Linked DNA regions of Mus musculus: region 1 is linked to region 2. A link is a loop called in an ENCODE intact Hi-C map of the cell type or tissue named here. Cell type or tissue: left cerebral cortex. All regions are shown on one strand. Each heading gives the region's core, and the rest is flanking DNA. Links, peaks and the distances in the headings are about the cores only. Region 1 overlaps Hs6st2 (heparan sulfate 6-O-sulfotransferase 2). Region 2 overlaps Hs6st2 (heparan sulfate 6-O-sulfotransferase 2).

Region 1 (15,681 bases), core at 4,287-12,286, 68 kb before region 2:
GAACTGATGTGTTATAGATTGAGTTAAAGTATATGAATAGAATCCAGCCATATACAGGCAAATATCCCAACACTGGAGTCAGGGACAAGACATATGTATTCCAGGGGTTCTCTGGCCCACCAGCCTAGTCTAATTGGTTGAGCCCTAGGTCCTAGAAAAAACCTTCTTGTTTCAAAAGGTCAAAATGGATGACTCCTGAGGAATGACTTCCAAAATTGGGATCTCTGACTGGAAAACACATAGTCAGTAAATAAACAAACAAACAAACAAACAAAGGAAAAAACTCTACTAATATAATTTCAAAACTACTCATCAAAATCTCAGGTAATTGAAGAGTCAAGGATTCTGAAACAGATTAGGATCATCAAGATTCTATTTCCAGGCTTCCTTTCCTTTCTTCTTAACATGTTGAGGAGGGACATTAGGCTTGTGCCTGAGCCTTTCCTGGATAGTGACAGGTATGTCATCTTATCGGTGACAGTTTCAGTGCCCGAAAATAGCATGTAATGGCTTGAACGATTTAATGGCATCTCAGAATGTGGCTGAGCTGCCCAGAGAGTGATATAGACTGCAGGAGCCATGGATTCAGTAGTCATCCAGCTGTCTGATCACTGAAGGAGAGAGACAGGCCATAAGGGCAAGTTTCAGTGATATACTCACATGCCATCATCTTGAGAGCTAGATATTCATCATTATTATTTATTTCCCAGATCTACATCAGACTTTTATTCCAAGGGATGGAAGCCAGTATCAAATACCATGGGATCTAATGGCCTGCCGAACCCACTGAAACTTGTAATCTCTCATGGAACAGAGAAGGCAGCATCATTTCTTTCCTTCCTGCCATAGTCAGTATTGATTTTGTGACATTTACTTCAGAACATCACCAGGGAGTTTGTGGCTTTGGTTCTTACAGTTGAGAACATTTCTCTCTGGGTCCTCTGCTGAACTGGATGCTATGACTCCCATGGGCATGAATCTAGGGGACAGGTCCACATCAATCAAGTGGACCTTCTATCTCTAACCTCTAGTCTGTGTGCATGCACAAAACACACTCCCTGAGCTGTGGAGGAGGGGAGAGCTTCCACTCCCATATGTCCCTGTTTGCTTTGTTTTTCCTGTTGGCCTGAGCATTAATTAAGAGGTCCAGACCCAAATGCCCAGCATTACAGCCAATCATTTAGGCTAATTGGGTGTCACCAATTTAATGGAACTTTTCTCTGAGAGTTAAAAATAGAGATAAAACTCATGGAGAGCGTGAAATCTTGTACAATACTGATGAGGATGTAAGATGGTGCATCTGCTGTGTGGAAGTCTTTGGCAGTTTCTCAAGAAGTTAAACATGCTATTACCATATGATTCACTGTTCTGCTCTTAGGTATAAATCTAAGAGAGGTGAAAACACGTCTACACAAAAACTTGCATATGAATTGTCATAGTCGCATGAATTGTGACCGTGCCAAACAGAAACAGGCCAAATGCTCAAAAGTAGGTGAATTGATAAGCAAAATGTGTTGTCTCCATCCAATGGAATATTGTTCAGTCATAAACAGGATCAGATTTTTGATATGTGCTACAACATGAGCCAGTCTTCAAAACATTATGCTGAGTAGTGAGATATGCCAGATTTTTAAAGGCTGCATTATATGATTTTGCTTATATGAATCGTCTCAGCAGGAAAATTCATATAGACAGAAAACACATTTCTGGTTGTCATGCACTGAGTTGTGTGGAAGATGGAATAACTGCTTAATGGGTACAAGATTCCTCTTGAGGTGTTGTTTTGGAACTAGAGAGAAGTGATGACTTCACAGTATGTGAATATTCTAACTTCCGCTGAATACTACACCTTTAATCATTCATCTTAAATTGCATGGATTCGCCTTAATTTAAAAATACAAAACATCCATAAAGCCCACCTGAACTCTTGACTACTGTCTCCTCTTTGATTGCTTTCCCTCATGAATGTCTGTGGAATCAGGAACCGAGTTCTGAGCTGTGAGGAACAAATAAACTCGGGATAGTTTACAGGTATCTCCAGGAGTTGTGTCTAGTGGAACCAGCTCATATAATGCATGGTTTTCCATACTCCTAGCTTCATTGTGAAATCATGGAAGACGTGAGTCATGTTTAACTCAGTTTTGCATCCCATGCACCTGAAGTTTCCTAGTGCATCAGAGACACTCGACGGAGCTTTGGGAAGGAGGGAGGCAGGGAGGGAAAGAGGGAGGGAAAGAGGGAGGGAGAGGGAGAGAGAAAGAAAAGAAGAAGAAAAGAAAAAGAGGAAGGAATGGAGAGGAAAGAAAGTGCCCATTGTATTTCTCAGTCATGTCTATAATCATAGTGCTAGTAATGATTGTACCACATTATCTCCTCAGGATAGATATGTGGACTTGATTAGGAAGTGAGGATAGAGTTGTAGATGAATATTACTCCTTAAAATTTTTGGATATGAAACATTTTGGTTATGAAAAGGAGGGATGGAGGGACAGATATGGTATACAGCACAGATGAATCTTGAAAACAATATGCTAATTGGAAAAGGCCAGTCATAAAGGATAACTACTACCATATGTCTCAGAGGGACAAATCCATAGAGTCTAGAACTACATTTATGGCAGTCAGGATCTGGGATAACAAATGCATAGAAAAACTAAATGTAAAATATCAGGGATTTATTTGGGAAATGATTAAATGTTTTCAATGTTAGTTGTACATTTCTGTGAATATACTAAAAACCATTAAATTGCACACTTCAAAATAGATGGGTTGAATCTGAAATGAAATTGTTAAACTTACATAAGTCAGAGGAGTAGAGGTTACATTTTGAATCAAAGGGAGATATGTCTGTAGTTTGGAGAGATGACCCTCTCAAATGTAAAGTACATGTACAAAGAGTTTTTAGAGAAAGGTTCTTTTAAATTGGGCCTCCTTTAAAGGAGCAAGTGGTGTGCGTTTCCAGTTCATTACCCACCTGATAAGGGGCTAGGGTCAGAGCAACTGAAAGCCAGAGTGTGAAGGGCAACTGCCAGAAGTTGGTAGTTAGAGATTGATTGTAACATATGTCAAATAAACAAAGATTTTATTTTCAGAAAACCAGCTGCCTGGTGATTTCTGCTTTGCAACAGAGTTCCCTATTGTGATGAGGAGAAATGAGCACACCCAATTATGGGCCACCGCTCTAATTAGCAAGTTGTCAGGTCCAAAATTCAAATAAGAAATACCGAATTTCCCTTACATTCTTTGGGTATGTGCTCAGAATTTTCATATTTACCACACTCTGATAGGCTACTAAAGGGCTATCACAAGTGAATGGTGGTGGGACTCATGTCAACATGAGTGGAGATATTTAGTTAGTATCTCTGGATGCAGGCAGCATCTATATCCCTTGCTTTTCAGTATGAAGACACTCCCATAGCATCACCTCAGTAAGCTGACAGATTGGATCCCATGATCAACATCTCCTATGTCCCAGGGAGGTAGCCTTAGCAGCCTGAGGTGGCACACCAGAACCCAAGGGGGGAACTATAAATCATTTGACCTGACAGATTCTCCTTAGGGCATCTTTTTTTCCTTGAGTCCAAGAAAACAAGGATAACCAAAAGTGTTCTCAAAAGGCTAAGCCAAGGTACCATCCAAAGCTTCGTTGGATCTAGGCTAGCCGATGAGAGTTCAGGTTCATTACAGCAATTGCAAAATTGGACACACAAAAATTCAGCATGTACTCTTTTGTACTAGGAAAGTAGGTAAAGAGAAATGAGGTGGTTCCATACTGTTTGTGTGAGCAGCTCACAAGCTCCTTTCTCTGCGTGTTCACTGAAGGGCAATGGGCAAAGTGCTTCACTTCTTCGAGGCTCAGTTTTGGGGCCTGAGCAAGAAGATGGGAAAGGATATCTTACAGTTACTGTCGGAAAAGAAAGCTTAGTCTTCCTTCTGCAACCTGATACCAGTTTCCCCTGGTCCCTTTGCTACTATCCTTCCCTCTTGCAGGGGTTACTAGAGGGGTTTTTTTCTTTTTATTTTGTCTTTTGATGAGAAAAGAGTGGCGTTTTATAAACTCCTAAATGCAAAGTGTAAGGGCTAGGAGAAGGTTTGGGGCCCATGCTTAATGCTCTGGCCCTTTATAGATCCCTTTCTCTCTCTGAAGCTATAAATTAAGAGTTTGGATTTGATGGTCTCTTAGGAATACCTTTCTGTTTGAATAAGTTTAAAACTGGCTGTGATCAAGTGTGCATGGCCTGCTTCACCATGCCATTTCAAGCCAAAACCTATGATCTCCCAAGGCGTCAACTCATCCTCTTACCATAGGCACACAGTCTTCTTCCAGCCTCCTCCCTCTGCACTTTGGTATCCTTGACCTACATATCTGGATTCTAACTGTTCATTTTAATCATATTCTTGTATTGATAAAAAAATAAATATAGAAACAATAGGGGGAAAGTCCGCTCTTCCTCCTCACTGTTCCAGAGAGACTAGATCTGCCTGCCAATTCACAGTCCCTGAAGGTACCAGGCCCACCCACAGCCACTTGATTTATGTCTAAAGCACAGCACAGGTCCCAGGAAGATTTACACTGAGCTCTCATCCAGGGCCCTTGTGTTCAAGTGGTTTGCACGATATCCTGGAATTCAAAATGAAAAATAGTCCCTTGAGAAGCTTGAAGAGAGGCATACATGGAAGCACTTTGGACTGTGCAGTTCCCAGCTCTCAGTGGAAGTGTGTTCTGCCTAGCTTGATTATATACAGTGACCCTTTCAATATCAGGGCCACATTGAGGCAAGCACAGAGTCTAATGGGCAAGGCATAGTATTCATGGCTGGAGGATTGAACGTTTCTGTCCCGGTAGCTTTACTTATTAGCAATATGACCTTGAGTGAGTTGCATTTTGAGACCCGTCTATCTTCCCTGTGAAATGAGAATGATGTCTACCTTGCAACACCGCAGTGCAAGTAAAATCAATTTCAGTTAGATCTACTTAGTGGCTAATGAGCGTGGGGACAGACATTCTGTGATTCTGGGCTTGAATGCAGACTCTACCACTTACTGTGCTAGTCCCTCTGAGCTCGATTTTTCTTTTCTTTTTGCATTCTTTTCTTTCTATTGAATTTATTGTTTGCTTTTTTGTTTGTGTACATATTCATATACATGCGCATGCACATGGCAAGATCAGAGGAAAGCTGGAGAGTGTTGGCTTTCTTCTTACTCAGGTAGAGTCCTGGGGTTCAAACTCAGTTTGTCAGACTGGCCAAACAACTACATTTTACCTCCTGAGCCATGGTTTTCTTATCTGCACAATAATTTTAGACTATTTTCTTTGGATTAAATAATCCCTGTAAAGCATACAGTGACTGGCATAGAGGAAGTCCTCGTTACATGCTAGTTAATGATAGGAATATTGTTATTTGCTCATTAAGGGATAGGTCCCAATAATTCTGGAAAACATATTTTTCTAGTCTATTCTGCAAATGTGCCCTGGTTTGATATTTTGAAGAGTAAACCACTGAATATTTTTGGTCCTGATTTTGCCCCATAGTCCACAGAACTGTTAATTGTTCATTCAAAAAATGTTTCCATGGATAATTTAAGAAAATTTAATTAGGAACACACTGTACATGCTCTATTATTTATTTATTTTTTGATTGTGTGATAAAATACCATCACCAAAAGTAACTTACAGAAAAAAAGGTGTTTATTTGAGCTATGGTCCTGGAGGCAAAGTCTATAAATGCATGGGAGGTATGGCAGCAGGCAGGAAAAAAGTGCTTGCTGTTTGACTGGTGTGGTGGGTTTGAATGAGAAATGTCTACCCATAGGCTCATGTAGTGCAACACTTGTCTGTGGTTGTTGCTGCTGTTTGAGGGGGTTATGGAACCTTTAAAGGTTTTTGTTGTTGTTGTTGTAGTTGTTGTTGTTGTTGTTGTTTTGGAGTTTTCTTTTGGTAGTTATTTTGAGAACAACCCCAGAAATGTTTTGTTTTGTTTTGGGGGGGTTCATATCGGAGGAAGTACATCTCTGAGTCCATGCTTTGAGATTTTTATAGCCTTGTTCAACTTCTATAGTTATTCTCTCTCTTTCCTAAATATGACCTCTCAGCTCCCAGTTTCCCCAGAAGACATAGGCCGGGCAAGTGGAGGCAAGAAAAGCAGTGGCCCATCAAAGCCCTTGTCACACAGCTTCTTTTAAATCATGAGGAACAGCACTCGACTGTTTCATTTACTTGATCCTATATATCGCATCTTCAGAAACACCTGAGCAACATGCAGCTCCCGACCCCTAAAATGAAGAATGTTGGGTGTGTTACATTAAACAGATATTTTATGGCTCATGTAGTTTGTGTCTTTTGCTAGGAAGTGCTGGGATCACAGAGAGGTCCTAGTTCTGTTGAGGAAAATGATACTGACAGTTTGAAGTATCCAAAGAAGAGGTACCGTGGTTCCGGAACACAGTTGCGGGACTCAACTCTAGTTCACCATTCACTTTTCACTTGGCACTAGCTTGAATGATTTTTCCCATCCAATCCACTGTTCTCACCATGATGTGACTTCATCAGAGACATAAGCACCCCACCGACCCCCATCCTTGCTGAAAAGGACTGACATATATCCATTATTAACCATCCCATGAATCTGATCCTGTTAGTGATTTCACTAAACATTTTTTGGGAAGGATCTCAATTCTTACGTTAGCGCTGGCCAAATGATTCCTTGCTAGGGACCTTGTACAATCCCTGTGGTTGAACATTCTAACATGAGTGAAGCAGTTATACGTCATGTTAGCAACTTACCAACCTTTTGTCTGTGTCAACACAAGCTATTAGGAATACAATGAAGCAGAGCTTTGCATGACTGACTGTATAAGATCCAGTGGAGCCCTTTCTGCTGGTTTAAATAACATGCACTGTGGATCTCCCAGACCCTAACCTCTTAAGCCTGGAAGTAAAATAGGAGGGAATAATTCCAAATGTTTACTTATAGTAATCTAATATTGTATTACATATTGTAAGTGCCGTTTTTTTTCTAGTCTCTCTTACAGTGGACGGCAAGTCTGTCACACTTTGGGAAATTTCCAAGGGACTCTTGATTCTTTTACTGCTGAAAAAGTATACAGTGTGACCAAATTGAGGAAACATATTATAAGGTCACATCCTACAACTACAGGGAACTCTAAGGCATGTATGAAAATACTTGCTAGATTTCAACTGAGAGTCAGCTTGTGCTTGCACTCGTATTTTAGACTTCACAGGCATCCTGCATCATGAATGCTAACACTTCTCAGGAAGAAGGACAGCAGATTTTCTAAGGTTGGTGGCCCCCCATTTTGTTTTGCTTTGCTTACTCCATTACAAAACACCCATTTCCCTGCTATGGGAAAGACTAAATTGATAAATAGGTGACACAGAAGTGCCTTCAGATGGCCAAGGGCAAGTTAAGACTGACCCCGTTTCCCACCAAAACCTGAGAATTCCTTGGTTCCCCAGATTCTTAATTGGAGCATCACTAGAGGGCACTCTTATGATGCCAAAGTGGGAGAATTTTATTCAGTTCTGGTGTGTGAGGGTGGGAGTGGGGGAAGGTGAAAGGAGGGTGGTCTGCTAGGAATGCAGACAAGAAAGAGTTGAGAACAGGCTTCTGCCACTAAGGACTGACTCACTTGACAGCAGAGAAGAAAATCCTTCTGTGAACAGGCTGTGCAGCAAGCTTTCTCATCAGATCCATTTTGTTTCCAAAATGTGATTGGTGCTTCATCAATAAAGGGCTCATGTATTTGGCATTGTGTTCCTCAAATGAAAAGAATAACGGAATAGTCGAGGTTAATGAGAGAAGTGGTCAACTCATAGGCAGCAATCAGACTGTGAGTGAGAAGTTATCAGAAAGAATAAAACTGTTGTTTCTACATACACAGCTATAGAAATGAAGAATGAAATATCCCTTGAGTCTTCTGTAGTTGTTTTTAGAGTCTTTTGCAGTCCTAGCACTTTACTTGTTCTGAAGTGTGGTGTGGATGTGAGAGAAGATGCTCTAAGCTAGTGGTTCTCAACCTTCCAAATGCTGCAATCCTTTAATATAGTTCCTCATGTTATGATGACCCCCCTAACCATTACACTATTTTAGCTGTTAGTTTATAACTAATTTTGCTACTATTGTGAGTCCTAATGTAAACATCTGATATACAATACCTGGTTGGGGGTCTCGACCCACAAGTTGAGAACCATTGTTCTAAGAAGCCTCTAGTCCGCATAGTATGAGTGACATACTATTAAAATGGGTCCTGGCCTTGGCTCTGCCACTGCTATGCTCTGTCATGAGTCCCTGTCCCCAGCCTGATTTCAGCATCCAGAAATGTTGAGTGACTTCAATAGTCCCTAAAAAATGTCATCCAGTCCTCAGAGTGTCTGTTTACATAACCTCATTTGGTAGAGTCTAAAACTAGGCTTACAGTAGTCAGAGATATGGAATAACAAGTGAATAGGGGACTCAAATCTAAAATGTCAAAGATGAGTGGTAAATGCTGAAATAACCTTCTGTATCACTTGTTTATAGCAGCCACTTGTGTTCTGACTCAGACATGATGTGATAGGCATCTTGGGATAGGTGCTGACTCTGTTACCATTAAAGGTGGTAATGAAAGGATTTGCCACCCCCAAAACGCTGATGTGTTCATATTAGTCACTTGTTTAGGTTTATGGCTCTCAACAAATGTAACCTCAGAGATTTAACATACCAAGTCATCAATAGAATCCCTTAAATTGCCTTAATATGCCCCAGTTAGGCAGCTCCTAGCTTGTGTGCTGAGTGCTGTCGAAATTCTCAGGCAGGACCATTCAAAGATGCCTGGGGAGTTCATGGGCTGTCTGGGGATTTGATAAAAAGAGGAGGCTACTGAGGAACAACTTGTCTTCCTAGCCCTTGGCATGAGGGTCTCTTAGAGAAATTCAGGAGTGTTTTTGTCTAGATCTCTGTTTATTAGACTTGGGCTATATAGTTCACAGAAAGTGCCAGCCTAAGCCAAGTTTATCACAGAGTCTTAGGCTATTATAATAAATAGGAACTAGGGAAAGGCACCAGTTGACCCTATTACCCACTTAGGAATGTGTTTGCCAAAGTTTTGAGCCAGATATTCGGCAGTTCTGAAATGAGGACCTTAATTATTGCATTCTAGTCCAAGCTACCCATATTGCATCTAGGGAATAAGCAACCAATAGCTATGAATTAAACGCACCACTATAATTGATCTGTGTTGCATCTCATGTTATTAAGGGGTTATTAAAAAAGACTTCTTTATTGTCAGAGGGTTGAAGGTAAAAATCAATGAACAGTAATTACTATGGTCCTAAAAGACTCTGTACTCCTATGACTATTGCCAAAATACAAATGCCAGATTGAAATCCATGTTGGCTGGCAGAAAATGGAATGACATGGGGTTAAGTTTGGAAACCAACTCAAGTGCCTTGGAGAAAAGGGAGGTACTGTGAAAGGAACAATCAAAACAGACTCAGAGGACTTCACAGTTGTGACAACACCTGTGGCTTGTGAATTAAAACAGATAATCAAAGTGTACTTAGGAAAGATGATCTGGACTACAGTCTTCTCAGGCTAACCATGAGGTACCCTGTTCTGTGTGGCAAGCATTATTTCATGTGGACTTGGTATAGACTGAGAAAGAATGCAAAATGGCCAAACAGTATGGGGCACATCCTTCCACAATTTTAATAAGTGTGGCTGGCTATTGGTATATAGGTATTTTGGGGGCACTGTTTTTGACAACCTGATTCTGTTCCCAGTGAAAGATGGCTCAGTAACAGAGGCTGGAGAGCTATTGCTGTGGTCTGACAAAGTCACTATCATTTTGGACTAGTCTCATTTTAAAAATAATTAATTTTATTTTATTTTATATGCATGGTGTGAGAGTGTCAAAGCCCCTGGAACTAGAGTTACAGACAGTTATGAGCTGCCCTGTGGGTGCTGGGAATTGAACCTGAGTCCTCTGGAAGAACAGTCAGTGCTGTTAACTGCTGAGCCTAGTCTCCTATTCTCTTACCTAGTTTTTCTCCTAGGTTAAAATACTTCTACATAAAGGTTATTGCATGCTGACTCTGATTCTTGTCATCTGCTACAGAATGACTATGTATAATCTCAACTGATCATTACAAGTAACTTGAGAACTACCCTATACTCAAACTCATTGGCATGCTTACAAATGACACCAGGTTTCTTCTCTGACTGGACTGGTTTCTCTTCTAATTGGGCTTCACTAATAATAATGTATTTTATACATATTGTGTATCATTATTGGTACAGACATTATAATTGTCCCATCTTGCAGGCAAGAGAGTTGAGCAGGTAGTAAATGACAGTACACTGCTACCCAATCTGTATAATTCCTGGGCTTATTTTATGACCCCAAACCTCTGCTAAAAGCAACAGTTTAAAGATTTATATAAGGGAAAAAATGAGTTTTAATGGGACAAGCATCCAGGCCCTTCTTTCTGGCTCCCCCATCTGTCTGAAGCAGTTTGAACAATCTTTAACATAGGGTTTTGTAGACATTAGATATATTTCTAGTTATAGGGAACTCATTAGCTTAGTGAATGTAGAAAGGGTTTTGTCATCATTAATTGCTGTTTGTTTACCATTAGCATATTTTACATTTGATTCTCAGAAGCCAAAGGAAGACCGTAGTATAAAATGGAAATAAGAAGTGTAGTGAGTTAGTTGACTGGGAATCTACTAGGTTGGAGCAAGGTGACACTGGAAAAAATGTCCAGTCAAAGGCACGGTGGGGACGAAAAGAGAGGGAGAAGGAAGGGGGGAGTGAAGGAGAGAGGAAAAGAAAACAGAGACAGTAACAGAGAGACAGACCAAATGTACCACTTGCTTGGAAACCATTTGCTTGGAAGCTCCGGAGCTATGGTAAGCAATTGCTTCCTACAAATTTGCAATCAGACCAAATGTTGCTGTAGGTAAAGATTTAAGAATCCTTCACCAAATGAGAGCATCCTTTATTTGAGATTGTGTGACTATAAAAGTCTCTGCAAATACACCATTCTCACCCCATCCCAGGCTCTTGGCAGTTAAACCACGTATATAAGAAGAAAGAATTGGAGTAGGGAAATGTTGGTCGATCAGTTGTTGATTTTTGATGGCTTCCCAATTTTTGATGTAAATTTTCCACCATAAAGAACCAGCCACTTTGTATATTTAAATAAATAGAGCTGTTTCCCCAGAGAGAACAATGGCCAGCCACATTTCCATTCAGATACTGTTGTTTTGACCATGTCTCATTTGCTTGTGAATGCAGGGTTGCTGGGCTCTCTGAACCACCAGTAGCAGGTTATATTGATAAAACAGCTAGACTAACACAGTTCCAAAATGGAAAGTAGAGAGATGTTGCGCTTGGAAATGGGGTGCTTTAAGAACTGGCTTGTTGAGGGAGTTCATCTCCAAAAAGTCAGTGGAAAAGATTATTGCCTAAGATCAAATGAGTCATTGGGAAAATTGGAACCAGAAACCAGGAATCCTGATTCCTGGGCAAGAGATCCTACATTTTGATTCAGTTTTGCTTTTCTTAAGGTCTTGATTTGGGTCTTAATATCGAAGTGAATTGCTTTATTTTTTTTCTGAAGCAACAAGAACTAACCCTAATAATGTACATACCAAAGGTAGGTGCCATAGTTGGAGATTCCTGGTTTAGATGAAGCCCTCAGCTGAAGTCATTTTCCTCAGTGGTCTAGGTACTTCGAAGTTCCCCAGACTCCAGTGAAATAGCCTCAGTCATCCATGCCTATGCAATCCACCCTAATTAAACTCAGTGGGTCATAACAAATAACCTGAGAGTAAAAGTTATCATAATTTGGGCAAGGGAAATCAACAGGAAAGGGGGGAAATCTAATAAAAATGCATTGTATCTATGTATGAGATAGTTGCAGAAGAAAAGGTGAATTCCCCTTTAGAATTTCAAAATCTCAAGTACTCCCACATTTCCATTGTTCCAGTGATAGGTGCATTGCTTTCATTTCTATCTTTTGCTTTCCCTGTTAACTTGATATTTTTAGATAGCTGCTGCCTTTTGAAGGTTGATCCCATCTTCTTGATCTTAGCACAACATCCAGGTCCTGGACTGAATATCCAGGACTCCTTTGTCTTCCCAGGCCTGCTGTTTTCCCAGAATGGGGCTTGCTAAGGGCTAATGAGTTTAATCTCAGCATGTCACCTGAGTCACCTCTTAGAGGAAGCCATAACAACCAATGAGAAAAGCTCTATTAAGACGTGGAACTGACATATTATTGTCTTCTTTTCATAGTTTACTTTTTAAAATTCATACTATATCCCAATTGTAGCCCCCCTCCCAGTCCCACCCTTACAAATCCCTCTCCCCATTATCCCCTCCCCTTCTCCTAAGGGAAAGGAAAGTGCCCCCTAGGTACCACTGCACCCTGGGACATCTACTCCCAGCAAGAATAAACACCTCCTCTCCCACTGAGAACTGACCTATTATTGACAGGCCTTGTTTTCACAACCTTTCAAAAAGCACTGGAGGCTCTTGGGACAGCTGGAAAGAACCCTAAGTGATAGCCTTTGGGGAGGGCTTTTAAGGGGAAGAGACCATGCCTTTATTCTGTTCCTTCTAATCAGAAAGCAGTTTCTTCTACTACAAATGTTGACTGTGATGCCACTGGGTATGTTCTCCATACATAAAGAAAAGAATAAATAAAACCAGGAGAAATACTTTCACATATGGTATATTTCTGGAGAATCCTTATTTCAAGCAGATGGCCCACAAAATATTCCACAGGATTGCAGACTTTGCAGAAAGGAAGGATTTTGTTTGTTTGTTTTATCCACTGTTATATCCTATAGAAATTCCTGGCACATGTTGGATAATACATGTAGTTTGAATGACTCTTCATGATTAAAGGATCTTTTTAAAGGACTTCATTTGAGAACCATTCCAAAGGGAGAGTTTATGTACAGTTGTGTAAAGTTTTAAAATTAATTCCTTTTCTTCTAATCCAGCTTCTCTCTCTCTCTCTCTCTCTCTCTCTCTCTCTCTCTCTCTCTCTCTCTCTCTCTCTCTCTCATTTATTTTTACTTTCCCCCATGGCTTTGACTCACCTACAATGGCTGTCCATGCTTTTGATTGATGTCCCTGTAACATCTTCGTGGCTCATCACTGAATACTGCACCTCTGGCCATCTGGACACTCAGGTAAGGCAATGAACTCTTTACAATCTCCTCAGTGCAATCACTGGGAAATGCTAACAAGCAGGAGGGAAGTTTTCCTAGAAATAAAAAGAGATACTCTCAAGAGATAGCACCTCCCTGATTGAAGTTAAATTTGACCCAGCCCTGATACAGATCAATAAATCAATAGAAATATTTACATCATTTGTGGATTTCCATTCGGAGAGTATAATAAAAATTATGGTTTTAGAAACTACTGTGTAATTTACTTTGGAAATTCCTGGACGTAAAACAAAATCAATATGTAGTATCATATTTTCATTTTAAAAGTGTTCTCTTATTTCTGTTTTTGACAGGATTTTCATTTGTCTGTATTTTCATCCAAAATTTCTATTTTCTTTTGTTCACCAGGCCAAGTGTGGTACAAGGGCTTCTAGGCTGTCTTGATTGTATGAGGATGTTATGTCATGGGGTAGATTAGTATGCTCTAAATTTCTTCTCTGTTGTGGTTGGAGTGAAAGATAATACATTGAGCTTGGGATATCAAGTCAATTCATGGGGGTATCTTGTTGAAGGATTTAGTGTCAGAACTCACCAGGTATATCATGTTGGTTTCTCAGAACACTTGTTTCCTCAGAAGTCTTAACAACCGAGAAGCAGGAAAGTGAGGTATAACTATACCAAGGACTCAAGAATTTTAGAAAGTAGTATACTGTTCCCCAAGTGATGATGCAAGCAAGGCTCTGATGCTGGCTATGCTATTTAAAGATAGTCTTAACTCACCCTAGAAGCCTGAACACAGTTTTGATGTAATGAGACACTTCTCCCATAACAACGTGCAGGCCCTTATAACATTTTTTTTTGTATGCACAAGGAAGTATACAAAATTGTAGTGCCCTTTGTTGTGGTGTAATCAAAATCAGAAAGCTAACTGAGTCTCACACTGATCTGGCACAACTTCAGAGACAGACGCTACTCAGATGAGACGTTAACCAAGATGGCCCAGTGGTCAAGGAGCTTGCGATCTAGTCTAAGGGCCTGAGCTCAATCCCATAAGCTTACATGGTACAAGGAGAGGACCAACTTTTGCAAATTGTCCTCTGGCTGCTATATGCATATCATGGCTGTCCTCTGACTGCTATGCACATATTATGGCTGTCCTCTGACTGCTATACATATATCATGGCACAAACACATGCACGTGTACACACACACACACACACCTAAACACTCAAATAAATGCAAAAGAACTAAAAGAAGTTCACACTGTAGATTTACTGTTTTGTGACTCCAAAGACCTGTGTTATGAGAAAGATCTAAGCAAGTTTTATAAATGGAGAGATATATTGTTTACTTACTTTGATGGATATCTTGTGTTTGGGTGCCAGACACGACAGTAATGAATTATTTATCACTTTGTGTGTGTGTGTGTGTGTGTGTGTGCGCGCGTGCGCGTGCGCGCGCCCGTGCGCGCGTGCACGCACATGCATGCTTTGAATTTCCATCTCATTGAAGAGTGTAAGCAAAGTCTAAAAGTTCTTTTCATTTTTTTGTATGTGTTCATACATTCCCAATGATGTGAAAAATCTCCCATAAGTTCTTTCATTGAAACATTTCCATTTCATTCATGCTCCAGGGTTAGGCTTGGTCTGGGTTTGGGTTTCCTGGTTTTTCTCTTTGCTGAGTTTGCCACTGCCCCTTGAGAAAGAGAATGGAGTTAATCTTTGTGGTAAATCCATCGTTCCCTTCCCTCAGCAATTCAGAGGTTGGCTCTCAGTGCTGCCCTTCTCCTTTTTAGCCTTGTGATTTAAAATGCCCCCACTTATTATAGGTGAGCTAATGGGAATCAAAATGGGAAAGACACCATGAATTATTTCCTTTCAGTTTTAGGAAACGATAAAAATATAACTTTTCTCTTGGCAAGCTCTTGCTACTGGTTTTACTGTTCCTTTAACAGGTGGAGGATTTTTCAGATTCTAGATGGAACAAGGTAAGCAACAATGTATTTTTAGTTTAACAAATCCCAAGGAAACAAAATAAGAAACAGAGAGAGAGAGAGAGAGAGAGAGAGAGAAGTAGACTCTGCAGTAATCTACCAGCTTAATTAAGATACAAAACAGTTAATTTTTCTCATAGATGCTTGGCTTGTTTGAGTTGAAAGCAGCATGGAGTCTCAGGTCTAATGGCAGAACTCATTTGGAAGTGAGATGAAGGTTTAGCTTGCCCCACTCCAGAGAGTTAGCTGAAATTGGATGACAGAGTGGACTGTATGGGTAACAAGATCCCTAGCATCAACAAAGTGCTTCGGTGCTTCAGGCATGTGGCCTGCTCCTGGGGTGGGTGGTGGTATACAGAACAATTGGACCAACATTTCCTTAACAGGGAATCAGGTATTTGACCATGTCTTTCTTTTTAAGTATGCAAGTCTGTGGACTTGCAAGATGGAGTGACCCCCATAGGCAGTAGGCCTTTATTTGTCACATGAATGGTGCTGGAGCAC
Region 2 (15,681 bases), core at 3,320-11,319:
TTAACTTAGTAAGACAATCTCCCACAAACATGTCTACAGGGCAACCAAATGTAGACAGTCACTCATTGAGATTTTCTCCCTAGGTGATTCCAGGCTGGATTCTTTTCAAATCCAGAAGAGGATTTGGAAAGAATCTCATGTACCCTAAACTATATCAATGCTTTGTTCTCTGTAATTCGTTGAGTGTTTTCTGAGTCAGGCACTGTGCAGAGTTCTTTACATATTTTTCCTTGTTTGATCGTTAGAATAAGCCTATAGAGTAAGAGCTACCAGCCCCTCATAATGAGGAAGAAGTCCAAAGTCACATAGTTAATAGTTGATAGAGCCAAAACTCTTAATTTCTGTGCTTGACCCTGAGTGTAAACTCCTCTATTCTTTCTATACATACACTTTATACTTAGGCAATGTGTTAGAATTAGAGTTACAAAAATAATCAGAAGACTGGTCCTGCTTCTGGTGACCTTGGTTAGAGGGAATAACAAGTTCTGTAGGAACTGGGGTGAGTGGTTCTATCTCATCTTCCACTTGAAAATAAGGCTTGTCTTTTCTGGCTACCCCACCTGGACCTGGCTCAGAAACTTTCATGACTACCTTTATTATGTGCAAACAACCCAAGGAATGGGAAGGACAAAAATAAAGCAATATGATTGGTCAGTGATTACTACATCATTAAAAAATATATCTTGGACTTTCAAGATGATAGCTTGTCAACGTTTAAAGAAGAAAATAAGAAAGAAGACACAGATCAGTGATGAGTGAATGATATATTTTGCCTGGGAAATGCTGGCAATGCTACAAAATTCAGGCCATAATCTGTGCCTGCTTAAAGTGGTATTTGCCCTGGATAATCAAGATATCAAGTGCATTTGAAGAATAATTATTGTATATGTGCCTTGTATATCTGAAAAGGTTCTGGATGGTGAAGATAAATCAGATAAGAACATCCTGTTGTAGCTGAGGCTATAGTTCAGTTGGTGTGTTGCCTATTTAGCCAACATAGAACACTGGTCTTGAAGTTTTGATTCCGTACCGCCACATAAACTCAGGATGGTGGCACATATCTATAATCTTAGCACTGAGTAAGTAGAAGCAGAAGGATCAGAAATTCAGGGTCTGCTCTGACCATATAGCAAATTGGAGGCCAACCTGGCCTATATGAGACCCTGATATCCTCACCCACAAAAAGAAAGACAGTACCTCATATTACTGGAAATAATTTGATCACCTATTGTTTTGGGTAATTTGAATAGGGTTGGAAGAAGGCCTAGATTACTTAATCCAGGTGATCATCTATATACCATTTCCCCACTCTCATGCATTCTGCTGCCAGGACTAATATGCATTTGCTCCTCTGTGATAGCTGGTCTTGCTTATCCAGTTGACTGAGTTTGGGATCACTTAGGAAACAACCCTCTGAGTGTGTTTGTTGAGGGTGTTTCCAGAGTGACCTAACTGAAGAACAAGACCTACTCTGAGGACAAGTGAGTGGCATGGAGCAATGTTCCAGATTGAATAAAAATAGAACAACAGAGAAAAGGGGCTGAGGACCTGCAGTCGTCTCTCTAATGCTCACGTGTGGACATACTGCATGTGCATGTCACCACATCTTTCCATACACTAACACTGTCTTCAAAAACTTTGAATAAGTTTGGGAGACATGAAGAGGAAAGGACCTTAATGTGGCTAAAACCTGAAATTACTAAATTACAAACATAGATGTTTTTTCACAAGTGGTAAAAGAGACTTTGAATCTGATGTAATTGTACCATCAATCCCGTGAGTCAGATTTTTGTACCTCACAGATGAGAAAACTAAACTGACAGAAACTGTTTTGCTCAAAGTCATGTAACTAGTAAGTTTCAGAATGGTGATTGAAATCAGTGTCCACATAAGTCTAAATTGTCTTCCCTTCTCTGTAGGGCACAGGCACAGGCACAGGTCTCTCTGAAATCGGGAGAATGAATTTTAGGTACCTATCCGCAATACCTTACATATTTACATACAAGTAGAACTGCATAGAATTCATTTCCAAAAAAAGGTAGTAAAGACTACTAGATTGTAAGGAGCAAGGACTTTTTTTTTAAGCAAGAAGAGGTGACCTTTACTAAGTGCTTTCTGTGTATTGCCCTTGTTTAAGATTCTTTACATACATGCATACTCTCACTTAATCCTAGAAAGTAGAGCATGACATTAACTCAAGGAGAGCTTCTCGGGCATTTTATTTCCTTGGCTATACAAATTTCTGAAGGGACTTGGGAGTGAACATCTAGGTCTCTTCTACAGATCTGGCTCCTTTTAAGAGCTATTGAATCGATTTTATGTGTATCAGTGTTTTGTCTGCACATGTATCTCTGCACTTAGTTGTGTATGCCTAGTGCCTGCTAGGACCAGAAGGGGGCATTTGATCCTCTGGCATACTGGAGTTACAGATGGTTGTAAGCTGGCATGTGGTTGCTGGGAACTCTACCCAGGTCCTCTGGAAAAGCACCAATGCTCTTAGCTATTGAGCTGTTTCTCAAGTCCCCAGACTTGGCTTTTAATATGACCAAATTATTGTTGAAGTTAGGCAGATCACAGGTTGTCCCAGACTTCAAGTCTAAGAGCTCTGGCTTTTAGCATCAGAACTCTAAGAGAAGGGTTAGGAATGGTGGGCTTTCTTCCATATGGCACCTTTTCATAGTGGCTAGGGGGGAGATTTGTGCATAGACAGCGTTATTGAGATGCTTTCTACCCATATATACCTCCTTTTTCCTATTTATGCATGTGAGCACTTCAGGGATGTCCAGACTCTGTTGTGCCCTTGCTCTCACAGCAGGTACCAGGGTAACTGGTTAGATTGTAAATGTTGTCAGGAGATAGTCTTCTGCCATTAACTCTCTGCATTACTCTCCAAAGACAACTCCCATTCCTGCTGCAAGCCAGAGAATTCTTCTTGTCACTCTTCCTGGTATCACCAAGACACTGAAAAGTGAGCAGTGGATTGTGTCCAAGGCCTGACAAACACTACTAGCTATAAGTCCACTCTGTTAAGTGGTCATCACAAACCATGGAGGGAAGCACATTTCCTCATAAATTGACAAACTTAGACTGTCTTCATGCTCCCCCCTGGACTTGGTTTGCATTGGCTCCCCTTCCCCAGCCTCACAGATTAGCATGTCCTTTTCCCGGCATAATATACCTAGTGCCTCATCAAGTAGTCACTTTTCAAGTGGTTACCTTTAGCAGATATGATTTGGAGAATAATTAATGAAGCCAACTCTACCCTAGAAAATATACATTTGAAGGCTGTGAGTTATGTTCCCTGATTATCCGACTATCTCCCCCTTGGTGGCAGACAAGAAAAGGACTGTTTTGAGGGACTGTTTTTCTTGTGTTTTGGGTATGAACTTTACTGAAAACAGATCATGTGTTGCAGGCTTGCTGCCCAGATACACAAAGCACTCACCCTCATCAGTGGTTTACTATAACAATGAACACATAGCAAATGAGCTATTAGGAACTCGGGCACCAGGGGCATGGCTTTTGAGGATATTTTGTACTCTCTCTCCCTCCATTTCTCTCCCAACCCCTCCCTATCCCCTTCCTGAATGAGTTGAACAGCCTCTTCTCCCATGTGTCATTCTCCTGTGGAGTTTGTGTTTTACAACAAAGCTACACAAGCATTACCTGAAACTGTGAACCCACATGAAAACGTCCTCCCTTTAAGTCCTTTGCATCGGACATGTTGTCATAGGGAAAGAAACAGTTGAGCCACACATCTTGATTGGTATAGTGTGTGAAGCCATGTGACCTACATTTGTGGGCATAGCATTTTATACTAGTCACTAGTGGTGGCAAGGAAAGAGTGGGTTTTTCTTGTCCTCTGCTTGCTTCCCACATACCTCCCCCCTAAGATTATCTGTTTTTTTTTTTTTCCTATCACTATCAGCCTCTTCAGTTCCTCATTTACCTTTTAACTGGTGAAAATACTAAAAGCAATATAAAGAAACAATCTGGGTTCAATGATCCAGGACAGTGTACTTAACGAATCTTTCTTTTGTGTGGACCAGTATTTTCTATCTGTGTTCTGTCCAAGTCATTTGAGGAAAGCATGGAGAGCCTGCTGAAGTTGAGAGTGATGGATAAGCTGAATTAGTAAGTACTTGAAGCCTCAGGCCCCAACAATGCCTCTTTCTGAGTGACTTCGTTTCCATCTTTAAAAAAAGAAATTCAACTGTTGAGAACTAGTTTCTAAGTACAAGTGCAGACCTGACCAAATAATAGCCAAGGAGAAGGGTATGAAGACTACTACCTGGGATGTTCTTGCCCCATCTGCTCAGGGACAGGGGAAGTCCTCCCTTTCCTCACTTCCAAGTTCTCCTTTTAAAAAGACAAAAAAAGAAAAACTCTCCCATGATGTGGGCAGATTGTTCTACCTGAATGGAAGGGACCTGATGGATAGGTGATGCTGCGCAAGATTACAACCTACATACAAACTGATCCTGAAATGCTTAGAAGAAAGAAAATGCCTTAGTTTTGAGTGATGCTCCCCAATCGACTGCTGTCCTACATACTAAGTGAACGTGCTCTATTCCTACTCCATTTCCTTCCACTGGCCTCTGCACAAGGGTCTAATGGAACCTGGAGGGGAAGAAAATAGCATTAGCTTTCAGAGGGCTCTTTGAGTTGCTGAAGCCATCCTTTCCCAGAAAATGGCCTGGCAGATGTTTCATGGTCAAAGTCTAATCTGAATACAATTAAGAGGCCCGTGATTTTTCTAAAATTTATTTATTGAAGGTATTTAGAACAATTCTAAGTGCAATTTTGCTTTGAATTTTTTTAAAAAATGTTCTTCAACTGTTCACCGTATGCATGTTAATTGGCTGTTTCAACAGAATCCCTAGGCACATGCTAGCAGTATCCTCTCACCTCTTCATCCCCCTGGATTCCTTATCCACAGGCTATCATCACAGCATCATTATTTGACCTTTATCCTTCAAGTACCCCTGTTCGAATCTTAGTTCATTGGCAAGAGACATGGCTTTGCACCTTGACTCTAGTACTTTAAGTAATTTACATATTCCAGCCTTAGTTTTCTTTGTACAGTGGGAGTAAGAATTAAACCACCCTGTCTAGCAGAGATTGTTTTATCAAATTAATTGACACATAAAATTATATAGATTGTATATTTGTATACTTTGGATGCTATGAGTCAATATTTGATATAGATATACATTGTATAATGGTATGCATGTATCATTTCAAAGACCCTCCACTTGGGTCTTTGAAATGTTTACTACATGATTGTCTACTTATTGTCTACTACTGGAGAGTCTTGTGGAGTCACTGGAATGACTCACACTCACATTTTAAAATGATGGCTATGCCTTCCTCTATCATGTCTCTCCTGGTACACTCTTGAGACTGTCTCCCAATCTCTCAATAATATCCATCTAACAGTTAATCAGGCACTATATGTGTTATTACATTTTTAATTAATTCAGTCAGCAAATTTTTACTGTGCACCCAGACGGTATACGTGGTACATGCTGGTATGGTTGAAGGTAGACAAGAGTAAGGGAGGTGGTATAGAGAGTCTGAAACACATGATGAAGGTGTACTTCTTTTTTTTTCTGCAGACTCTGCCCCAATACAAAGTAGAGTCTTATTATTATAGGGATTAAAGTAAGACATGTCTGCAATGTATTTGTAATCAGCACAGTGGAGTGTCTGCGGTACACCCTGGAATGGGCTGCTTATTCTTTTGCTTTCTCTTGTTGCAAAAACAAGTATAACCCTGGAATTCAATATGAGAGAAGATGTAAATGATGGCCTCACTTAAAAAAATAAATGAACAGAAGATAAACAAAAAAAATGTCTTTGTCTTTGAACTTGAAAGATCCTTGAACTTATTTTAAGTGAAGAGCCTTGTCTCTGTTGAGGAGTTTTATGTTGAATCAAGTATAGGACTCATTGCAGCTTCCTAAGTCCTGTGAGATTTCAGAAAGGAATGCTCAGATCCAATTGGCCCTCTATCTGAACCTCCTCTTCTGTCTGCCTTTTAAGGACTATTACCTGGGAAATTGTTGCTAAGAGTGCTTTAAAAATAGTTCACTGATATATAGTTGGTGGCAGAGAAGACGAGAGGGCAAAGCAGAGGGAAATGGAGAGGCAGAGGTTAAAGGTAGGTTCCAAGGACTTGACTTGTGTATTAAAAGTAAGCTAGATACACTCTAGGATAGAAAAAGAGCCAAGGTAAACACTGAACATCTGTTCCTAGGTCTGACCCTGTCTAGTTCTGCCATCTTGAGAAAATCACTTAGCCTTTCTGGGTCTGTGCCTTCTATGCTATTAAATGAGGAGGTATCTTTGCTGACTCCAGTACAAATAGCTAGACAGTTCCTCATTATCAGTATCCACAGAAACAATGATGCCAGAATCGTCTATTCCTTTCCAGGTATTGCTGCTGCAGTGTAAAACTGGCGAGCTTGGAGAGATGTATTTTAAAAGAAGGAAAAAAGTATTTCACATCTCCCTACATAGTACCTGTGATGGTCTGTTAAGAACACATTTAATTGAAGTAGCCTAATTCTGTATTCTTCTACTCAAGACATCAGACCAGTTCAACTAGTGTTTTTTTAATGGGGCCTTAAGCAAACTCCTTTCAATGAAGCCTAGAGCTGATTTGCAAAAGGCAGAGAAGTGGACTGCCCACCCCCAGTCTATTTTAAAATGTTCACTTTACCATTGCTAAACTTCATTACCACTCACAAGAGCTACAGCTCTGAGATTAATGATCATCCCACAGGGAGGCAATGATGGTCAAGAGAAAAAAAAATCAGCACATGCTATTTACTATTCTGCACTCTTTGAGAATTAACATCAATAATGCCATTGCAACATTTTTCAAAATAAAGAATGGGGATTTCTAATTGTCTAGTAAAAAAAATTCTAAGTCTAACTCCCTTGAGAAGAAAGCTGTGTATAAATCATTAACATCACAAACCTCTGAGAAGTGTGCAGTATGTGCAAGTGCTTTAATCATGATGGCATGGCAGTGGCCTATTTTAATTTGATCACATTGATTAAGTTTTTGTAAGCCAATATATGTTGCATTTTCAATTCAATCAAATGAGAATATCCTGCCGTTACTAGATATTACCAAAACATCCTGATGAATAAAGGCTAGACTTGCCATTTTCAATTGCTACTGACTTCCTGATTATATAATCTTTGTATTAAATGAAATCAATGAACGTTTGAATTAAATTCAGCAAATTGTAAGCACTAAATATATATTTTACTATACCTTTGTATATTTTACCTTGAGCTATAGAATCTTTTAGTTGAGACTCATTGATTACTTCCAGTGATAAATTTTACAGGGCTCTCCCCTCATATACTACTTCCTAGAACAGTCTATCCAGTTTAAGGTGCTATAAATGTGGATGACAAATAGGTACCCTCCCTATTATATGTGTATGATAGCTGGGCCTCTTTTTAGCTGGAGATAAGCGTTATCTTATGTAAATGCAATTGCTTTGTAAATGTAAATGCCTATTGGGCCATCGATCACTCCATGATAGAAGGAACAGAACAATACAGGGAGGTGAGAGAAAAACCTGTCTGGGGACAGAAATGAAGAAAATTGCTAAGTGGGTAAGGGATTGAATCAATGGAAGCTGAAGAACTTTGTGGAGGGGGCTGGGCTGGCAAGAACAGTGTACTGAGAGAGTGTGTTGGGGCTGCCTGCTAACTGGCATTTGCAGAGGCTGCCGACAGCCTTGCTTTCCTGGGGTTCTGGGGACTGAAGACAAGTGGGCCCAGTCGGGAGCAGTTTGCAGCAGTCCGTTAGGTCCTTTTTATGGAGTCTCAATTTCAAAATGTGCTGTTCACCAAATGTGTGACTCACAGAGTAATAAAGCCCTCTAAATCAATGTGTAAGGCATCCTCAAGACAAACAGGGAACGGCTTTCTATTTTTGCCTGTACATTTATTTTTTTTTTATTTCCAGCCTACTTCCAAGAAGGATTTGAGGTGACTTCCAAAGGCATCCTTACTCATGCCTAGTAGTATTTAAGGACCAATTCTGAAAGTTGCCTCCATGTAGTCCATATAAATAGAAAGGAAAGATTGTATGAAAACCAGTATGTATTCGGGCTTTAGCTCTGAGGGGTGAGAAAGTGAGGAATGTGGGCGATTCTTGCTTCCGTGTCCCTGTAGACCCCTTTCCCCAGCATCTATGCTCTCTCCACTCAGTGTCATTGCTCCCTTCCACGTTGCTTTATCTGCTTTCTAATAAAGTCTGCTAATTAGTGAGCTTGAGCTCGCTTGAGCTTGCTAGTTCGCTTGTGTCACTTGCCTATAGGCTCTAAGAATTTTCTGTTGTGGTCAAGGAGAGATTTGAGGGCAGGAATAATCCTGTTAAGGGTTGATTCCTGACCTGTAAAGAGTATGTAGCTTAGTTATAAATAAAATAACACATGTCAAAACTAGGTAAATAGGTCCTTATTTGTCTCTATGACTGCAGAGAGTATGGTCATCCAGCTAGAGCCCTGTGCCAGGTCAGAACCATGCAGTGTTACCCAGGAAAAGGGGAAGCAAGCCAACTTGGGCCCTTTGGATACTACTGTGAGGAAGAAGAGCAGCGATCTGCTTTTCCCCTCAGCACTCCTCTTCTCTCAGCCTCCTGTATGCCTCCTCTGCGCTGCTCCAGCCTCTATGGCATCGCCTTCTGATCTGGTCAGTCATCCTTGCTCCTGTAAGAAGCTTAACATAGAAAAGGGTCTTTCTGGAGGACAATAAAACCTAGCAGAGTGGGGTGTGTGTGTGTGTGTGTGCGTGCGTGCATGGATGTGCATGTACCCATATTTCTGTGTGTGCAGATGATGTCCATGTTGATGCCAGAGGCCAATACTGGATACTATTCCTCTGGAGCCATGAATCTTGTTTTTAGAGACAGAGAGTTTCACTGAAATCAGGAGCTTACTATGTAGGCTTATGTGGCAGGCCAGCAAGCCCAGAGATCTGCCTTTTTCTCCCACTCCAACACTGGAAATACCCCATGGGTATTTTATGGGGGTGCTGGGGATTCTACTTGAGTCCTTGTACTTTTGCAGCCAGTACATTCCAAACTGAGCTATCTCCCCAGACCCCAGGAGATAGCTTTAATTGTTTTCTCTATGAAAGGCAATATAGATCATAAACATGAAGTATGTCACCACCCTTTTTGAGCTTTGAATACTTCTCTACCTCTTTCCAGAAAGCTGTGTGATATAGAAATTGTTCAACCTCTCAGTGCCTTAGTTTCCTGTATTGTTAAAAGGAAAATGGCAATCCTAGTTCTTTGGCAACACTAGTTCTTACCCTGTAGGTTTGATGTGATAATGGAAAGAACATATTTTAATCCCTTAGAATAGTGTCCGACACACCATCAAAGATGAGAGAGCATTTGTGACAACTGAGTATGGATGCATGCAAGACATCCTCAAGGCTTTTAAAGACTCCTTGTCTGATGAGTCAGACCTATTCATATGGTTTGTATACAGTACATTTCCCTGTACTAGAAAGAATATGTTGAGATAAACTTTAAGCAGTCTCCAAATGCCAAGACAATTGTACCTGCTGTCTGCTTTGGAACCACCGTTTTGCATATACACTTCTGATGGGACACAGTGCATGAGGACCAAGGAGAAACTGCTCATAACCTCACCCCCAGATGGTCCCAAGGGCTATTTTACATCCAAGCCACTCCACTACCTCCACAGCACTTATTATTTTGAAACCAAATGCTGGACAAATAGCTCTAGAGCAGCAGGTTTCTGGTACCATTTAGAAAATTGTACCTGCAATGAGACAAAGAAAAGGGTCCGGCATATATAAAACCTATAATCCCAGGTCTCAGGAGGCCGAGACAAGAGAATCACCTTGAGTTCAAGCTTGTAAAGGATGAGCGCAAGTTGGGGTCATAGGCGGATACACTTTTGTAGTCTTTCAGCTTCCAGTTCTATCTGACCTATACCTGCACCTTTGGCAGCTGGTTGCCAGTCCCAAAGTCTGTGTGTGTGTGTGTGTGTGTGTGTGTGTGTGTGTGTGTGTAGTTCTCAAGCTTAATTCTCTTGATTTCCCCCCCTATACCTGCACCTTTGGCAGCTGGTTGCCAGTCCCAAAGTCTGTGTGTGTGTGTGTGTGTGTGTGTGTGTGTGTGTGTGTGTGTAGTTCTCAAGCTTAATTCTCTTGATTCCCCTCCTTCATGGCTTTTCCTGGCAGCACTGGAATAAACTGCTCCCAGTGCTCCAGCCAGAACCAAGATGGAACATGGGACCAGTCATTGTCATGGCAATGGCAGTCAACTGTTCCCCTCTCATCAGCACAGCCATTGTAATCTCGGAGCCCAGGGAGGAAGGTTCCTAGTGCTAAGTAATGTTTCCTTAAAAGATCCTGAAATGTGTGGAGGGTAACACATATTTTATCATAGTTATTCTGGCTCCAAGAGTGCAATGAAAATGTTAGCCTTGGCATATCAATCGTGTTTTACAGATGACTGTAATTTCCTGAATGTCAAAACTCCAAATTTTTCTACTAAGCAAACTTTTCAGTGGCAAAACAGATTGCCTCCATAATGTATCACTGTGGGCAGGAAAAATGAAATCTTTATGCACTGTATTATGAATCAATGAGGCATTGAGATTCTTGGAAGGGTGAGTGGACTCTGGAAAATGAAAAACTGCCGCTATTCCATCTCCACAAACCGCTGTTCGGGGAGTGGAGGCTTTGGTGGCATTCAGTTTGTGGGGCACGAAAATATCAAATTCAAGTTGAAACCAGTTCCTGTCTTTCCTTGTGTTTTGCGGAGCAAACACCACTGTAAATGTAGTAGGAGTCAGGTCATTTAACAGCTTCTTGTCCAAAGGCCTCCTAGTGTGATTCCCTTTGCGTAGTTGGGTTATGGCTAAAGGGAGCCTGATGGGGCTGACATTTCATTAAGAGCAAAGTGATCACTAGTGAGAGGCTAGGGAATATTTTATGGTTGGTAATTCCAAACCATACATATATTGTACATACGTATGTACACCAGTACTAGGTGTCTTGGACTTTGCTAAGCTATTTACATAGGCTAGCCTATTGAAGAATCACAGTTCTGTTAAGTAGGTGCTTTCAGAGAAGGAGAGCCACATTTAGAGACATTAAGTAATGTACTCTAGAACTTGTCTCCAGGGCATTCTAATCCCAGAGACTCAAATGCAAAGCATTTGCCAGTGTTTGGATTTGCTGCATGATTCTGAGTCCACAAATCCCATAGGAAGAGAAAAGAAGAGACAAAAAGAGAACCTGCTCTCTTCATGTCAAGTGTCCATGCAAGAGAGAAAAGACTCAGACATGAAGTACAAGGTCAGATGAGCAACATCTTTTAAAGCAGTGCTTCTCAACCTTCCTAATGCGTGACCCTTTACTATACAGTTCCTCATGTTGTGGTGACCCCAAACATGAAATTATTTTTTGTTGCTACTTCATAACTGTCATTTTGCTACTGTTGTGAATCATAATGTAAATATCTGATATCTAACTTCTCTGGGGGTCATGACCCACAGGTTGAGAAACACTGCTCTAACTGCTGTGTCCACAGCCCTTTCTGGAGGTTTGTAGGAATACATGGTGGTTTCAGCTGTGAAAATCAGATGGAAATAAACCATCTGAAGATGGTACAGTTGGTGCTCTATATTCAGGAGTTCCATATCTGTGGGTTCACCTAACTCTAAAGGGAAAATATGTGGGGAAACATTGTGACTGTCCTGAATACCTGCAGAGATTTTTGCATGGAACTAATCTTTAAAGAGTAAATTGTAAGAATTACTAGCATAGCATTTGCATAGTGTTTGAATTACATTTGGACATATAAGTAATCTAGAGATGATTCATCTGTATGCGAGGATTGCATGGGGTGGACATTCCACAAACACCAGGTTATAAAAGAGACTTTGACAATGTGTCTTGGGACATCTATAGACACTTCTCAAACTCATCTCCTGTGGGCTTCCTATAAGCTATTTAGACACAGAGTAAACAGACCCTGTTGTAACTGGAGAAAAGAGCATGAGCAAAGCTATTGGTGGCCAAGTGCTGTGTGGCAGCAGGAGGTCAGTTTGCTTAGTGTGTGTGGTTCTATATGCAGGGAAGCAGTGCTGAGACAGAAGAAAAGATCAAACTAGTAACATAGCTATCAAAGTCATTGGCAATAATTCTGCCAAAATCCAGCCTGCTAATTTTCTTTGCAAAGCCTTGAGCTTTACCCTTGGTAGCTGTAGTTTCACATTCATGTGATTCATTACTACATTAGTTAGTACACAAAGTTTACTATTGTACCTTGCTCTTATTTATCCCTCTTTCTCCTTTCCTACTCTTCCTGGTCTCCATATCTCTCTCCTGTATATCAGGTGCATTTTAAACCAGAGATCGCTGACAGGTTCTCAGCCCTAGTATATAATCCCTGTGGGTCTTGACTGTTCCTTCTCAGCTGCTTTTTTTTTCTTTCCTCTAAACTTGGGTTTTTTTTTCAGTATGCATGCCTTGTATACCTCCCTACTCTATTCTAACCCATCTCATCTCAATGTGGGATCTAGTTATAAGCTCATAGAATAGGGTGGCTGTCATTTTGCAGGTCCTATAGTTGCTCCTCTATGCAAAGGGTGAGTCTTAATACCTTATGACTCGCCACTTCCTATTCCCTGTAATTCTCACCAAAACATGCACATGCATGCTCATATAGCAGATACCTAAACAAAAGGCATAAATATCGTATTACGGACTTCTGGTTAATATGAGATAGAGGAACTCTGTTCACCTGCACGCTTGAAATCATACCACCCCGTTTCTTATGCTGTTAAGTGTTGCAGAATTCTTATGCTGTTAAGTGTTGCAGAATTCTACGTCCCACAAAATTCCTTTCATTCTAAAAATAAGCAAAGTGGCACCGGATAAGCAAAATGAGTCTGGATGTCTAGACATGGGTTTAAGGCATATGCAACTTGATCACTTACTAGGTATGTGGCCTTTCACCTTTCTGTGCACTAATTTCTGTGTTTGTAGAATGGGCTAGACCTGTCTGTTTTACAAGTATGCCATGGGGATATAACGAGAATGAAGGCAAGCGCACTGTGTTAAAAGATGTCTTTTAGGACAAAAAACGAAAGAGGGTGTGGTGCCTTTAGAAAGGTATGGAGCAAGAGCACTTTAATCCTCGCAAATTAACCAAGAAATACCAAGATTCTCTAGTGGAGCACCTCAGCAATAAAGCCCTCATCACCTGAACAGAGGAGCTTGGTCTGCTCCAATGCAGCAACCCCAGCCTCCCCACAGCCTACCTGCCCATATATCAACTGTCAGGACATTCTTTCCACTTCAAAGGTGAAGGTTGGTGTGTTCTCCCCACACCTTGACTCATGAATGTTACATGGAAGGAGGTGGGAAAGGGGAACAACGGAACTTCAAAAATAGCCCTAGGGAAATCAAATCTTGCTTTAACTTACTGTGTTCATGACTGATTCATGATTCTGAAAAGGAGGTGGGGGGGGGGGATTTGATCAAACTGTCACCAAATGGCCTCATTTCAAATTCCTTTGCTTTCTTTGAGCAGAAAGGAAAAGGCCTCTTGATGCTGACTATTGAAGCATCCTTTCTCTGTGTACACAGTAACCAGCTACCTGCAGCCCGTGGCTCCAGGAAGGCCTCTGTCCTTCTCTGTGATGCTGCTTGAACTCTCTTCACTAAGTGAAACAGGCATGGCATTGCCCTTTTAGGGATGCTTCTTTCTCACATAAATTTTCTGGTGCTCTTAAATAGGTCAAATGTATTGATAATCCTTTTCCTCCCACACCTGAGGTTTTGAGAAATTTAAACAAAAAATGTGGCAGAGAGACAGAGAGATGACAAAATAGGAAGGCTCAACTAGTGTGAAGATGTGGGAAAAGAGATGGCAAATGTCACCTCTCTGGGCAGCTAGACCTGCTGACAGTACAGGACAAGAAGAAATAGCAACTACGGGTAGAGGATTTCAGGCCTCCGTAAGAACTGGGAAAGAAACAGCCTTCATCCCCTTTCAGGTGGCATTATGATTGCTACATTCTCTGCTGCTTGGGAAGGACCATCGATGGGGCCAGGAGAGATAAGGTGCTGTAGCCAGAGGCAGGCTGATGATGGAGGAGCAGGGTTTGCCTGGTTTGGGCTCAGAGCCCTTAAGTTCTGATGGTAGAACAAGGATCTAATGTAGAGCAGCTAGGAGAAGACTAAAAGGAACATCCTGGGAAATTGCAAGGTCGGTTGTCAGTACTGAATAAAAAAACCCAAGGATGGTGTTCCTTAAGCTGAGAACTCAGGATCAGACATTTCTCTCCAAGAGAACGTTGGCTGTAAGACCTTTTTTTATGGCTTTGAGGTCGTGCAGTGAGAAGAAAGGAACTCCTACCCAGAAGAGGAGCTGTTTCTGTGCAAAGCTGCTGTTTGCCAGTCACATGATCATGGTATCTAACGGGCGGTGGTGGTGGTGGCAGTAGTAGTAGCAGTAGTACTACTAGTAGTAAACTATAATAGTAAATAATTTAAAATTTTAAAATAAAGGAGTTGGAGACTTTGTTTGGGGTTATGGCTCTGTCACAGACTGAATGTGCAAACTTGGTAGGTCCTTAGAGTCTCATTGCTCAAGGGCTTGGACGAGAACCTGTAAGAGGCCTGTCAAAATACAGATTTATCATCTACACCTGAGGATGGCTTCTGCCTTTAATTAGGTGGCCAATTCTACATACAAGACATAGCATGCACTGTCTCCAGAGTACAGAGCAGTGTGCAGCGACTGGTACGTGGAACAGTTTAGGCAATCCCCTCCCAGAACTGCTCCACAGCGTGATGAATAGCAAGGCCCTGTGACTTTTCTACAAAGTGATGCTCCCCTTTCCACAGGATGGTGTTTATAACGTGCCAGTTTTTAAACTTTCTACTCTGTCAAACACTGCGGGATGTTTACATGGTCTCAAAAAAGCAGAAAACAAAACCTAAAAACCCAAACAAACAAACAACCATCAACAACCCATGCTTTATATTTTACAGTATACATTGCTGTTAGATTTCATGCACTATAAATGTACTCAGTCTGAAATGGGTTGGCCCTGAATTGTCTCTGGGATTCCAGACATTTCAGTTTGATGTGGAGTTGCTACCGGCATTAGCATATTGTGCATGGGAAGGTGATGGAGAGGGCACTCAGCCCTTGGCTTCCCACTACTTTCCCACTGATTATGACACTCATCCTCCTTTTTTTTACCTTAAAAGGGGAACATGACTGTCCATGCTCCTTTTTCTACATAAAAGATAGATCTGGAATATACAGATCTTGTAGCCCTCTTATAGAGCTTCCCATGCTAACCACACTTTAAAGATAGCATCTGCCAAAGCAAGAACTTAACATATTCAGCCCCTCTCCTCTCCTGTACTCACACCAGTTTGCTGTTGGATTCTTAGGTAAAAAGGTCGAATGGCAGACTAACACGTTTTCCTTCTTTGTATTGTTACTATGAAGACGGTGTTACTATACTAATGCCGTTAGTGTACTAATGCTGAGTGGCACACACATGTGATGTTCTTTAGTATGTATGTCTTTGGTAGCTGGAATAACTAAAGAAAACTCTCTGTGAGGATAGGCTGCATAACCCC

What was found. A loop is a pair of places that touch in the nucleus more often than their neighbours do. Peaks named below come from ENCODE experiments on the same cell type or tissue, not always from the same donor. Only the 100,000 strongest peaks of a DNase experiment are listed, where the experiment ranks them.
Region 1: a loop joins it to region 2, with 2.4 times the contacts of the local background. A loop is called at or near these places in 9 of 42 quality-filtered maps.

The regions. Positions count from the first base shown.
Region 1 is chrX:51,470,864-51,486,544 of GRCm38, reverse strand. Hs6st2 (heparan sulfate 6-O-sulfotransferase 2) reads left to right here. Exons shown (of 5, transcript NM_001077202.2): 3 at 15,139-15,171. Among named protein-coding and RNA genes, the nearest start is that of Hs6st2, 200 kb to the left of the region's middle. In left cerebral cortex, for the core only: a CTCF peak has its summit at 7,500 (motif pointing right); a DNase peak (open chromatin) is centred at 7,567.
Region 2 is chrX:51,402,274-51,417,954 of GRCm38, reverse strand. All of the region lies in intron 4 of Hs6st2 (heparan sulfate 6-O-sulfotransferase 2), which reads left to right. Among named protein-coding and RNA genes, the nearest start is that of Mbnl3, 200 kb to the right of the region's middle. In left cerebral cortex, for the core only: no CTCF peak of the experiment used is centred there; a DNase peak (open chromatin) is centred at 7,890.